2 separate regions of the Mus musculus genome follow, and region 1 is linked to region 2. A link is a loop called in an ENCODE intact Hi-C map of the cell type or tissue named here. Cell type or tissue: heart. All regions are shown on one strand. Each heading gives the region's core, and the rest is flanking DNA. Links, peaks and the distances in the headings are about the cores only.

Evidence for each region. Peaks named below come from ENCODE experiments on the same cell type or tissue, not always from the same donor. Only the 100,000 strongest peaks of a DNase experiment are listed, where the experiment ranks them.
Region 1: it touches region 2 in a loop (2.8-fold over the local background); 1 of 42 quality-filtered maps calls a loop at or near these places.

The regions. Positions count from the first base shown.
Region 1 is chr9:119,399,392-119,404,758 of GRCm38, forward strand. It overlaps Acvr2b (activin receptor IIB), which reads left to right and starts at 2,787. Exons shown (of 11, transcript NM_001313757.1): 1 at 2,787-3,206. The coding sequence starts at 3,155. In heart, for the core only: a CTCF peak has its summit at 2,541 (motif pointing right); DNase peaks (open chromatin) are centred at 2,620, 3,110 and 4,190; H3K4me3 peaks cover 3,309 bases; H3K27ac peaks cover 3,016 bases.
Region 2 is chr9:119,090,806-119,096,172 of GRCm38, forward strand. Plcd1 (phospholipase C, delta 1) reads right to left here and starts at 2,697. Exons shown (of 15, transcript NM_019676.3): 1 at 2,553-2,697. The coding sequence starts at 2,586. In heart, for the core only: a CTCF peak has its summit at 2,802; DNase peaks (open chromatin) are centred at 946, 2,126, 2,786, 3,786 and 2 weaker places; H3K4me3 peaks cover 1,731 bases; H3K27ac peaks cover 3,402 bases; H3K27me3 peaks cover 542 bases.

The sequences.
Region 1 (5,367 bases), core at 233-5,232, 310 kb after region 2:
CAGAGCTCAGTCCTCAGCACCCACATGGGGTGACTCACAATTGCCTATCTCTAGGCCCTCTTCTGGCCTCCACAGGCACTTGCACACAAATGCACATACACATAAATAAAAATAAACCTTAAAAAAAAAACAAACAAAAAATGAGAGACCAGTAAGTGGGCAGAAAATCAGCATGGAAGTTGGCAGGTATCCATTGTGTCCTGTGAAGGTCAGAGAAGAGTGGTGAGAAGTCATCTTGCTAGACAGAGTGGCCAGCAGTTTGAAAGTTCTAACTTATAAAAATTAATATTTAAAGTTTTGAGGTTTGTTTGGCTGTTAGTAACTGAAAAGAGAAACCACAAATAAAGGAGAATTACTATAATGTAATATAAGCATCTAAAAAAAAAACCAAGATACAGTCCTTTCTTTTTTTTTTTAAAGATGTATTTATTTATATGAGTACACTAGCTGTCTCAGGCACACCAGAAGATGGCATCGGATCCCGTTACAGATGGCTGTGAACCACCACGTGGTTGCTAGGAATTGGACTCAGGACCTCTGGAAGAGCAGTCAGTGCTCTTAACCACTGAGCCATTTCTCCAGCCCATAAGCATCTTTCTAATTTTATTATTATTATTATTATTTTGTTTTTTGAGACAGGATTTCTCTGTATAGCCCTGGCTGTCCTGGAACTCACTTTGTAGACCAGGCTGGTTTCGAACTCAGAAATCTGCCTGCCTCTGCCTCCCGAGTGCTGGGATTAAAGGCGTGTGCCACCACGCCTGGCCTAATTTTATTTATTTATTTATTTAGTTAGTTAGTTGTTGTTTTTTTCGAGACAGGGTTTCTCTGTATAGCCCTGGCTGTCCTGGAGCTCACTTTGTAGAGCAGGCTGGCCTCGAACTCAGAAATCCGTCTGCCTCTACCTCCCGAGTGCTGGGATTAAAGGCGTGCACCACCACGCCCGGCCTAATTTTATTTTTAAGTGTATGTGTGCACACACGTGTGCATGCATGTGCATGCACACAGAGGTGTTTGTGGAGATCAGGAGAGGAAGTCAATGTTCTTGAGGTTGGAATTACAGACACTTGTGAATCGTCCAGTCTGGGTCCTGGGAACCAACCAAATCCAGGTTCTCTGCAAAAAGAGCAAGTGCTTTTTACCGCTGAGCCATCCAACCCCAGAGTCCCATCTTTTAAAAAGTCACCTCAGTTACCATTTAGAAAGGGTGCTAGTACCATAGAGATGGCTCACAAGTACTGGGACCTGATGCCAATCCTTAGGATTTGAGTTTGATTCCCAGCTCCTACAGAGTGGAAAGACAGAACCAACTGCAAGTTGTCATCCAACCTCAATGTGTTCATGCTCTCTCTCTTCTGTCTCTGTCTGTCTGCTTCTCTCCTTAACACACACACACACACACACACACACACACACACACACATGCATGCACACATACACATACAAACACACATATAAATAAGTAAAATATAATAAAAATCTTAAAAGAAATAGAAGATACACTTAGCAACGTGAATGGACCCTAGTGACATCTAAGGAGCCCCTCAGCCCTCTGCTGTTAAAGCTGCCCAGATGTGAGATGGAGGGTGCTGGTGGCACGGGGCATATGGAAACATATGACTGTATGTTGGATGCACATAGATACAGGCAAGAGAGCACACACACAATCAATCAATAAACGAACGAAAAATAGGAAGAGTCACAGATGGACTGCGAGCTCGAGGCCACCTGAGGATTACATAAGGAGAGGAAAAAGACCACATTTAAGAGCAAAGGTTGTCAGACAAGGTGCAGACTTCTTGGGAAGCTGAGGATCCCTACCTCAACACCAAAGCCGTAGCAGAAAGAAACTCTACCCAAGTCTGGAGGACTTCAACACCGTCATTTTCATAAGGGAAGTCCGAGGCTCGAGCAAATGAAATGACCCAGGCTGGGGGGGGGGGGCGGCGGGGGGGAGCGTCCTTCCTCCTATGACCCACTGCTCTTGGTGAGGCAGGAGGTAACTATCCGAGGATTCCATAGCATTTTTTTCCCCTGAGTAGTGACTGGCTTTTCCAGTGTAGCTGGGAGGCCGATTGCTCTCACACTCTGATTGTGTAACATCTGAAATGGAGGGATCTGGTGTGTGTGCGTGTGTGAAAGGAACAGAGGCATGTTCTGAACAGATCTTTAGAGGTGGGAGGAGTGCTGAAGGTAAGATGAAGGATGCTGGATTGCTGAGGATCCTTCAGAAAGCAGGTCGCCAACAGTTCTTTCCCACCTGCAGCTGCTCTGTGGGTCCTCCTCTGCTTGGAGATAACTGTGCGTGCGTTGTGAGGAACTGCTGTCAATTCAGACTTCAGCGTTTTCCTGCCAATTAATTAGCCCATAAATGGGAGCTGGAGGGCAGAGGTCCTAGGTTATGGGGACCAGGAGCTACCCACTCACTCAGGGGTCCCAGAGGAGCGTGCATCCCGTAGCGTGGGCTCCATAGCACGGGGCAGGAAAGCACCAGCCAAGTTGTGGGCAGTCCAATCCCACCAGCTCGGAGAGCGCGCCCCGCCTAGCCCTAGAGTCTGGTGCTGCAGGCGCGCTGTCTCCAGAGGGCGCGGGCTGGGGGGCGGAGCCTCGGTGTTGTTGTTCCTCTCCGGCCCCGCCCCCAAGGGGGGCGCGGACCACGCGGCCGGAGGGCCCGCCTCCCCTCCCCCTCCCCGCCCAGCTCGCCCGCCTCTTTGTATCCAACATCCGGGTTTCCCCGCTGGCTCGGCTCCGTGGCCACCGCTCAGGAGCCATTTTGGACTCGGTTCAGGTCCCCTCCCCCACCCCTCCCCCGTTCATGGCCCCTCCGGACTCGGCCCCTGCGCCCGGGGCCCGGGCCCAGCCCCGTTGCGCCATGCCCGCGTCGGGCGCGCCCTGGCCCGCGCCCCGCCGCCGCCCCCCGGCTCCCGCGTCGCCCCATAGCCCGGGCCGCACTGCGCGCCGCCCGCAGCGGCCCTGAGCCCCTATCTCCGCATACTGCCTGGGAACCGAAGCGCAGAAGCGCGCGCTCCTGGAAGCGAGACCCAGAGAAGGAGCGGGAAGCAGAGCGCAGCCGCCGCCGGGCCCTGCGCGCCCCGGGAGCGCAGCGCGGCCCTGCCCGCGGGCTCCGGGTGTCCGCGGGGCGGCGCCGCGGAACATGACGGCGCCCTGGGCGGCCCTCGCCCTTCTCTGGGGATCGCTGTGCGCCGGTAAGGACCGGGCGCGTCGTGGGGGTGCAGGGACCTGGGGCGCGCGGTGTTTACCAACAAAGGGCGGCCCCGCGGCCTCGGCGCCGCGCCACCTGCCTGGGATCGGGGTCGCGCGGGGCGCTCTGGTGCTTGCGATCTTAGAGGCGAGCTCGCCCGTGCGGTTCCTCTGCGCGATTCTGGCTCGCAGAGGTTCTAGGTGATGGGGGAACCTGGAGCGTCAGGGTCGGGGTTCAGGTTCCGCGGGTGTGCGGACCCCAGGGATAGAGCGGGGAAAACCTAAGCGTGGGGAAGGCGGCCAAGCGGGGTGGGCATCTAATTGGGGGCGGCTGGGTTGGGGCTGCTCGCCCCTGAGAGTCATAGGTGTCGCAAAGCGAAGCGGACGGCTTTCCATAGCCCGCCCGGAGTCCTCTGCATCCCGTCCCGCCACTCCGCGTCGCGATCCTCATGCGAGTGGCTCCTACCTGCGCCCGCTTTTCTTGCAGCGGGCCGCAGATGCGCCCTCGTGGGACCGCTTTTGTTTTGGGCAACTGGGAGTGGAGAAGGGTTGAAGAGGCGAACCAACAGGTCTCAGATCGCTTCGGCCGGCACGTGGCGGGCGTGAGTGACCCGCGGTCAGCTCGCAGCCGCCTGCGGGCTGTGGATAGCTGGTGCGCGTCTGCTTGGGACTAGAAGGTGTGGGTGTGTACGCACGAAGTTGTGTTGGGAAAGCGCTTTCTCCCCCAAAGCCTAGGCACTGATTTCTGTGTCCCGATGGTGCTGAAGCGTGCTCAACTTTGTAGGAGCTCCGGGGCGGGCTTAGGGCAGTTCCAGGAAACGTGGACAGTCGGGCATTAAGACTCCAGAGAAAAGATCGTGGAGATTAGGACGGCTGGTGCCCGGTGGCTGGGGCTCTGGGTCCTGCGCGTCTTTGTTCCCAACCCCCATTACACATGCAGCTCGGGTCCCCTGCGGCCCGAGGTGGCAGCAGCGCGGAGTCTGGGAAACCCGCGAGGGGCGGGGCCCGGAGTGTAGGGAAGGGCTGGGATCCCCCTTGCAGCTGCGGGGGTGGGTATCCCAGATGGTCATTGCACCCCCTCACAGGGATCCTCACTTTCAATCTTTTCTATTACAAGGTAGTGAGGGTTAGCTGTTAATTCCGACCCCGAGAGTTTTTGCACGAGCCTGGGTGCGGTGGAGCATGAGTGTACGAACCAGAGGGCAGAGATAACTTCTTTGCTACCCGAGCCCACTGTTGGGAAGCGGTTTCAGTGCTGTCCTGGAGTGGTAGAGGCAACGCGGTGCTCAGGGTGAACATTTTGTTTCTTTCTGCCACTCCCCGAAGTGTTGCTCCAGAGATTTTTCACCCCAAGAATGAGAGCCTGGAAGTGATGGAAAACAGTGGTCTGCTCCGGGGAGGGCGGCAGCAGGCTGACCCCAAGTTATAGGACCAACCTCTAGTCGGCTCTTGACTTACTGGATTTCTGCACCTGGACATGTATGTGCCTTGCCTCTTTTAAGTTTAGGTTTGTTGAAAGCATTGTCTCAGGACCGTTCGCCTCAGACTAGAAGTCTGTATGTACATCACTGCTCCTGTTTGTTCCAGTTTGACCTCACCAGTCACTTCCCATTTGGAGGGGCAGAGTGAGAGTGGATCCCTGGTACCACATTTGCTGCACTGTTTGGGGGAGTGCATAACGGAACACAGAGGCACGTGTTCTGACTCAACCTGTGGTTCTGCCTTTGGGGATAGAGTCACCTGTGTTGTGGTGGCTGCTGCTTTCTCTTTTGAGGAACTGGAGGAAAACTTTGAAGGGTTGGGGTAGAGCTGGCCTTCCTGTGCCTCTGGCTTCAGAGATCTTTCCTTCATGTTTCTGGCTTGATATTCGGAATTACTCAGCTCTGTGGTAAAAAGGAGAGATCTGTATATTGGTGCTGCCAGCGGGAACATGGGCTCGACAGATATATTCAACTTAAAAATTCCCAACAGCCCTGTTAGTAAAAGAAAGAAATAGCTGTGTCTTTAGTGTTTTCTGACTGCTTTCATACCGCAGGACTGGGTGGTTCAAACAGCAGTGTGAGGCTGGAGAGATGGCTCAGTGGTTAAGAGTGCTTGCTGCTCTTGCAGGGGACCCAAGTTCTAGTCCTAACACCTGAACTCTACTTCCAGGAGGGTCCCCTGCTG
Region 2 (5,367 bases), core at 195-5,194:
AGTTAAGTCCCCAGCCCCCACTAGTATTTTATCCTGGCAACATCCTCTGTGGAAAAATATATTGCAATCCCATGGATGAGAAAAGGGCTCAGAAAGGCCACAGCTACACAGCAAATGGCAAAGCTAGAGTTGGAGCCTGTGGCTCTAGGGGCTCCCTGTCCCTTTTACAGACTGCCGGCTCGGGCAATAGGGCAGGTGGGCCAGGTGCAGGGCAAGTCAGTGTGGTGACTGTCTTTAGTGAAGGAAAAGGTCCTGGGAAGTAATGTCTTTTCAGGGCCCTGCTGGGGATGCCAGTCCAGGCTTAGTTAAAATAGAGAGGGGTGGTGTAGGAGGGGAAGATGGCAACTATAGTATCAATTAGCAGGCTTCAGTGGTAGAAAGAGCCCCTTGGTCCGTGCATACAAATCCAGCTACATTTGCCCTTGATTCTGTCCCATCATCTAACCACTCTGCCAGACAATTCCCAGCTTGTGGGCACACGAGCGTGTGTGTGTGTGTGTGTGTGTGTGTGTGTGTGAGAGAGAGAGAGAGAGAGAGAGAGAGAGAGAGAGAGAGAGAGAGACTTCTGCAAGGAATTCAGGGGAGAGTGAGAACTCTACTGTTTGTCTGCACAATATGTGTCTTTATCCAACATCGCCTCTGTATGAGTAAGGACAGAGCCACGTGTCATCTCTTGGTGAGTCCACAGGTCTCCAGCTAATGGAGGGGACTGAGGGCACCTCTCCAGCAGACCCCCAACTGCCCAAGTCAGAAAGTGACCAGTGCTGTGGGACCTGCACTGTGGAGAGGAGTGCAGACTCCCCATCAGCTAACAAGTACAAGCCACAGTGACCACGCCCTCCCACAGAGACCCTCCTTGACCCCTCTCCCCTCCCCATCGGGTTGGCAGTGTAGGCAGGAGCTGCTTCTGGAGGTCACGGTGGATGCCACGCTTGAAGCGCTGGGCCCACAGGTCCGTCAGCTTGGCCACAGTGTACATTCCAGTCCTGCAGGAAAGGCTGGACTGAGTCACAACTCCAGGAGGCTGGGCTCAAACAGGATGGGCCAGGCTGGCCAAGCCTGTGCTGTATTAGACTGAGGCTCTGTGTCTTCCTGGGTACGGGAGATACCAGGGCTGACCCAAGAAAGAAATGGGACCAGGGTACAGACACTGAGGCCTGCTCCATGACCCAGGTTCCATGACACTATGGCGGTCAGAGGCAGCCAGAGGGAGGCGGCCAGGGGAGAGCCCGCCCCTCTCCACTGTGACCCTCAGAGCGGCCACCCTCTGTTCCCACCAGTCAGGAGCTGTAGGGGCATCTCTGACCTCTGGAGAGAATGAGGGAACAGTGGGAGGGGCAGGAACACAGCCCAACAAGGTGGCTTTTAGAAACCCAAGCTTACTGGGCCCCCACAACAATAAAGTCCAGGTCAACTGATGCAAAACAGGTTGGGGGCTGCCTGCAGGGCACACATCCAAGGGGGAGTGGAGCGGAGGACAGGTGAACACAAAAATCTACAGCCCAGGAGGCAAGGCGTCTTAGTGGGTAAAGGCAATTGCTGCCAAGCCCAGTGACCTGAGTTTGATCCTAGAACGCACAAGATAGAAGGAGATAACTGATTCCTGCAAGTTGTCCTCTGATCTCCATACACCCATACCCCCTCCAGCACAAGTACACGTTGTTTAATTAAAAAACAAAAACCAAGAACCTACAATCTCAGGGATACTCGAGTTAAGTGAAAAATACTGTGAAACCGTGGATCGATGTGAGAGGAGCAGGTATTGCTGAGCTAATAGATGACCTGGGGAGACACGAAGGAAAGACTCCCCACAGCCCCTCCCACAGAGTGTGCGTAAATACCACTTAGTTCCTTGCTCTTCCCTGGACGCTTCTAAGACAGGCAGCCAGGAGCCTGCGCTTTCCCTCTCTGCTAGAGGGACAGGCATGGGGAGAAGAGCTAGCCCAGATGGGAAGAAACAAAGCCGGCTGGACAAAGGACCAAGCTGCCAGGCGGTTCTAACTGAGATCTGGCCCAGTCCGACCAGGAGGGTCAGCAAAAAGACAGCGCTGCTCCTCCCAGCCCTGGCATCGCTTTTCTCTGTTCTGGGGAGCGAAGGCTGCCAGAACGACTTCAGCCAAACTTGCACACCTCCTCCTCGCCCCACCCATTTACACCCTCATCCGCCACACCCGCGCGGCCTGACTCGCTTCAGGCGCACCCGTGTTTTGGGGAGCCTCTGAATCGAGAGTTTGGCTAAGGATGCTGTCCCTTTCCTTCCCTGACCCCTTTGGTGCCATCTGGACCCAGGAGCCCAGCCTTTTATGAACAGGCTAAGGGGAAATCCCCGAGAGATGTCAGCATTGCTCCCCGATCTCTTGGGCCAGATTTGGGGGAAAGTCTGGAAACGCCCAAGGTTGTGTCCAGCGCGGGCCGAGGTTTTTCTGGGATCCCACAAGGGGACAAGGAGTTGGCTCTCTGGTGGTTTAAATGCGGCCGAAGGAGCTGTTATCCCTGCCGCCCGGGTGTATTTCGGCTTTCCCGAGGGTCTCCCCTACGTTCGGGACACTCACCGTGCAAGGTCAGGAAGTCCCGACCGGAGTCCATGCCGGTCGGGGCGCGCGGAGGAGGGGACGCGGCGTGATTCACTTGAGCAAAATCACCAAGCGGCCTGGGGTCCTTGCGCAGTCCGGTGCAGGGACCCAACTGAACTGAGATGGGAGGCGGCCGGGGGTGGGTCCAGAACACCGTACCGCCCCCCGGACCCGCCAACCGGCGCTTCTCCCCGCCCCCTCCAGGGGACCTGGAAAGGACGCGGTGCTGGGGGCCGGGAAGACTAGCCAACCCTGGCCGGGGCTCGGGCCAGCTGGGTGCGCCAGGGCCAGAAATAGTCAGATCCCTCCTGCTTCCTCCACCGCCACCACCCACAGGCCCTGTCATTACGGCGAGCTGCCGGCCCCACGCCCTGCCTGTGGGCGCCTGGCCTCGCCGGGGTTGTGGGTGATGTGGGAAAGAATCAGAATCGGGTCTTAGCGGGGACAGGAATCACTGCTAAAGCGGCTGATTAGCCAGGCAGTCTGGTCTGTCTTCTAAGAAATGCGTGCATGCACGGGCCCACATTGCCACGTTTGGGGAGAGTAATATCTAGATTTTTTTTTCAAGAGAGGGGCCCCTCTCTTTAGCTCTGAGAGACGTCTCATTTCCGGGGGTGTTGAAGGTGCTTTCCTTAAGGTAGGGGTAACAGCAAGCAGGTATAGGCCCCTCACTCCCTAATGAGGGGAGAAGACGGAGGCCTGCCGTGAGGCTGCCTGGGCAAGGGTCCCGATACTGGAGGCAGTTGGCCTGGAAGAGTCTAGCCGGGCTCTCCTCAGCTCTTTCTCTCCTAGCATTAGCAGGCCTCCGTGGCCTGTGAAGCATGGGCTGTCTCCCGATTCTGAGTGTTAAGGCTGGGTTTTAGAGAATCACTTGCCGTTCATGTACACCCCACCCCACCCGCACCCCCACAGTGTGGGGCTGGCACTCAGGCCTCCCACTCCCCACCCCCACCCCCGTCTTGATGCCCTAGGAAGGCCCCCCCCAGGTTTCCTTTCCACAAGCTGGGCGCTGTACTGCATGAAGAATGAGTAAGGCTCCATTGCAGACAGAGCCTGGGAAGGGGCAAATTGAGAAATTCCTTCCCTGACTTCCGTCTCTTTCTCCAAAGCCCTACTCTCCAGGTCTTCCCTGAGCCTTGGAACCTCCCCCCTCGGTCCTGTCCTGGAGCCTGGCAGGTATTCGCATCCATGAGTCAGGCCTCCTCTCCTACACCTGAGACCAAGAACTCCTGACACCAGCAGTTGGCACGGCTTCATCTCCAGAGTCATTTCTTCTTGTCATCTCCGTCTCCGAGTCCTGGGCTCCAAGCCAGGGCATTACCCACCACTAGGGCCTCTCCCTCTACCACAAAAGACCATGGCCGGGTTTATAGAACGCTCTGCTCCTGAGTACTCCAAGCTCACAGACACATATGTAGCTTCTGTTGCACGCATTGCAGCTCACTCATGTCCCCTCCCTGGCCTGGGGTTGCCAGGCAGACTTGGGGAGGCATGCTGACTCAAAGCTGTCCCAAGCAGCCAGGTTCTGCAGAAACAAAGAACGTCATGCTCAAGTGCTGACCTGCACCATGACACTCTTCCCATCCTCTTTCTTCTCCCTCTCTCACGGGGTGGGAGGCCCTCTGCTCTGTGCAGCTAGGTTTAAGTAGTGTGCCTAGGATGGTTGTGGAATCTGGTGGGGGAAGCCTTCCAGGGGCAGCGGTGTGGGCCTAGTCCTGCCCGGGTGCCACATATACTCTACTCAGAACCTTTGCAAACTCTCCTGAGACCCTGACTGCTCAAAGGGCCTCGGTGGTAGGCTTTCTTTGGAGCCTGAGACCTGAGACCTGTCCTCTATGGGCAGAGTTCCAGGTATTGTCCCACCCCCAACCCCTGGCTGCCCCAGTCTCAAGTGTCTGTGCAAAGGTGGGTGTGTGGGAAGGGGCTGGTGACTGTGGGCAGGTGAGAGAGGTCTAGTATTCCAGCCAGTACTAGTTCTGTTAGAGTCAGTTCCCTTGGCCCCCACGCTATCCCTCACTCCGAGGACAGCGTGGACATGTGTGCGCGCTATCAGCACAAGAATGCTAAATTTCAGGATGGTCAGGCTCCAGGGCTTGTCTTGCTCAGCCCCTCCCCCATGAAACTCAAACCAAGACCAGCCCAGGTGGGTGAGGCCAGTGAAGTTTATTCAGTGCTCTCCCTGTCTTTTAGAACCCAAGTGCCGGAGCATCAGGGTGAAGGGGTTGTGTTAAGTCTTGCCTCTACAATTTCCTGGTGTGAGAATCTGAGCAAGTCACTTTGCTTCTCTCTAACCAGGAACGACTGTCTGCTCTGGGGTAAACTGAAGATGTTGAGAGTGTGGCACTGATACTGCCTGCCTAGGGTTCTGAGCTAGAGTTCACCTGCCCACAGCCATTCTCTCGGTGGCCTATCTAATACATCTCTGTAGCCACAGAGGCTCTTGGTCTGAGGGCACACCCCTGCTTCTGTGAACGTTGGTGCAGCAGGTCCTGACCCAGGTCTAACAGCCTCAACAGGTGATGGGAAGGTCACCTGCCCCAAGAGACAGTGATGGCAAGGGAGACTCCTCAGACCATATCAGGCTGACGTCACTCCTGCGCAAGGATCAGATGCCAGCATGGGCTACAGCGTTGCAGCAGCCCTGGTAATCTCAGGCTAGCACGGGGCTCTTTAGGGTTTTCCTTTGTCCTTTTTCCTCTTGGTTGTAGCCTCCCCCAGCCTGAAGCAGGCTAGTACAGACCTTGTCACCACTGAGGTGGGGCCACCTGCGGTGCAGCTTTCCAATTTGGCTGGC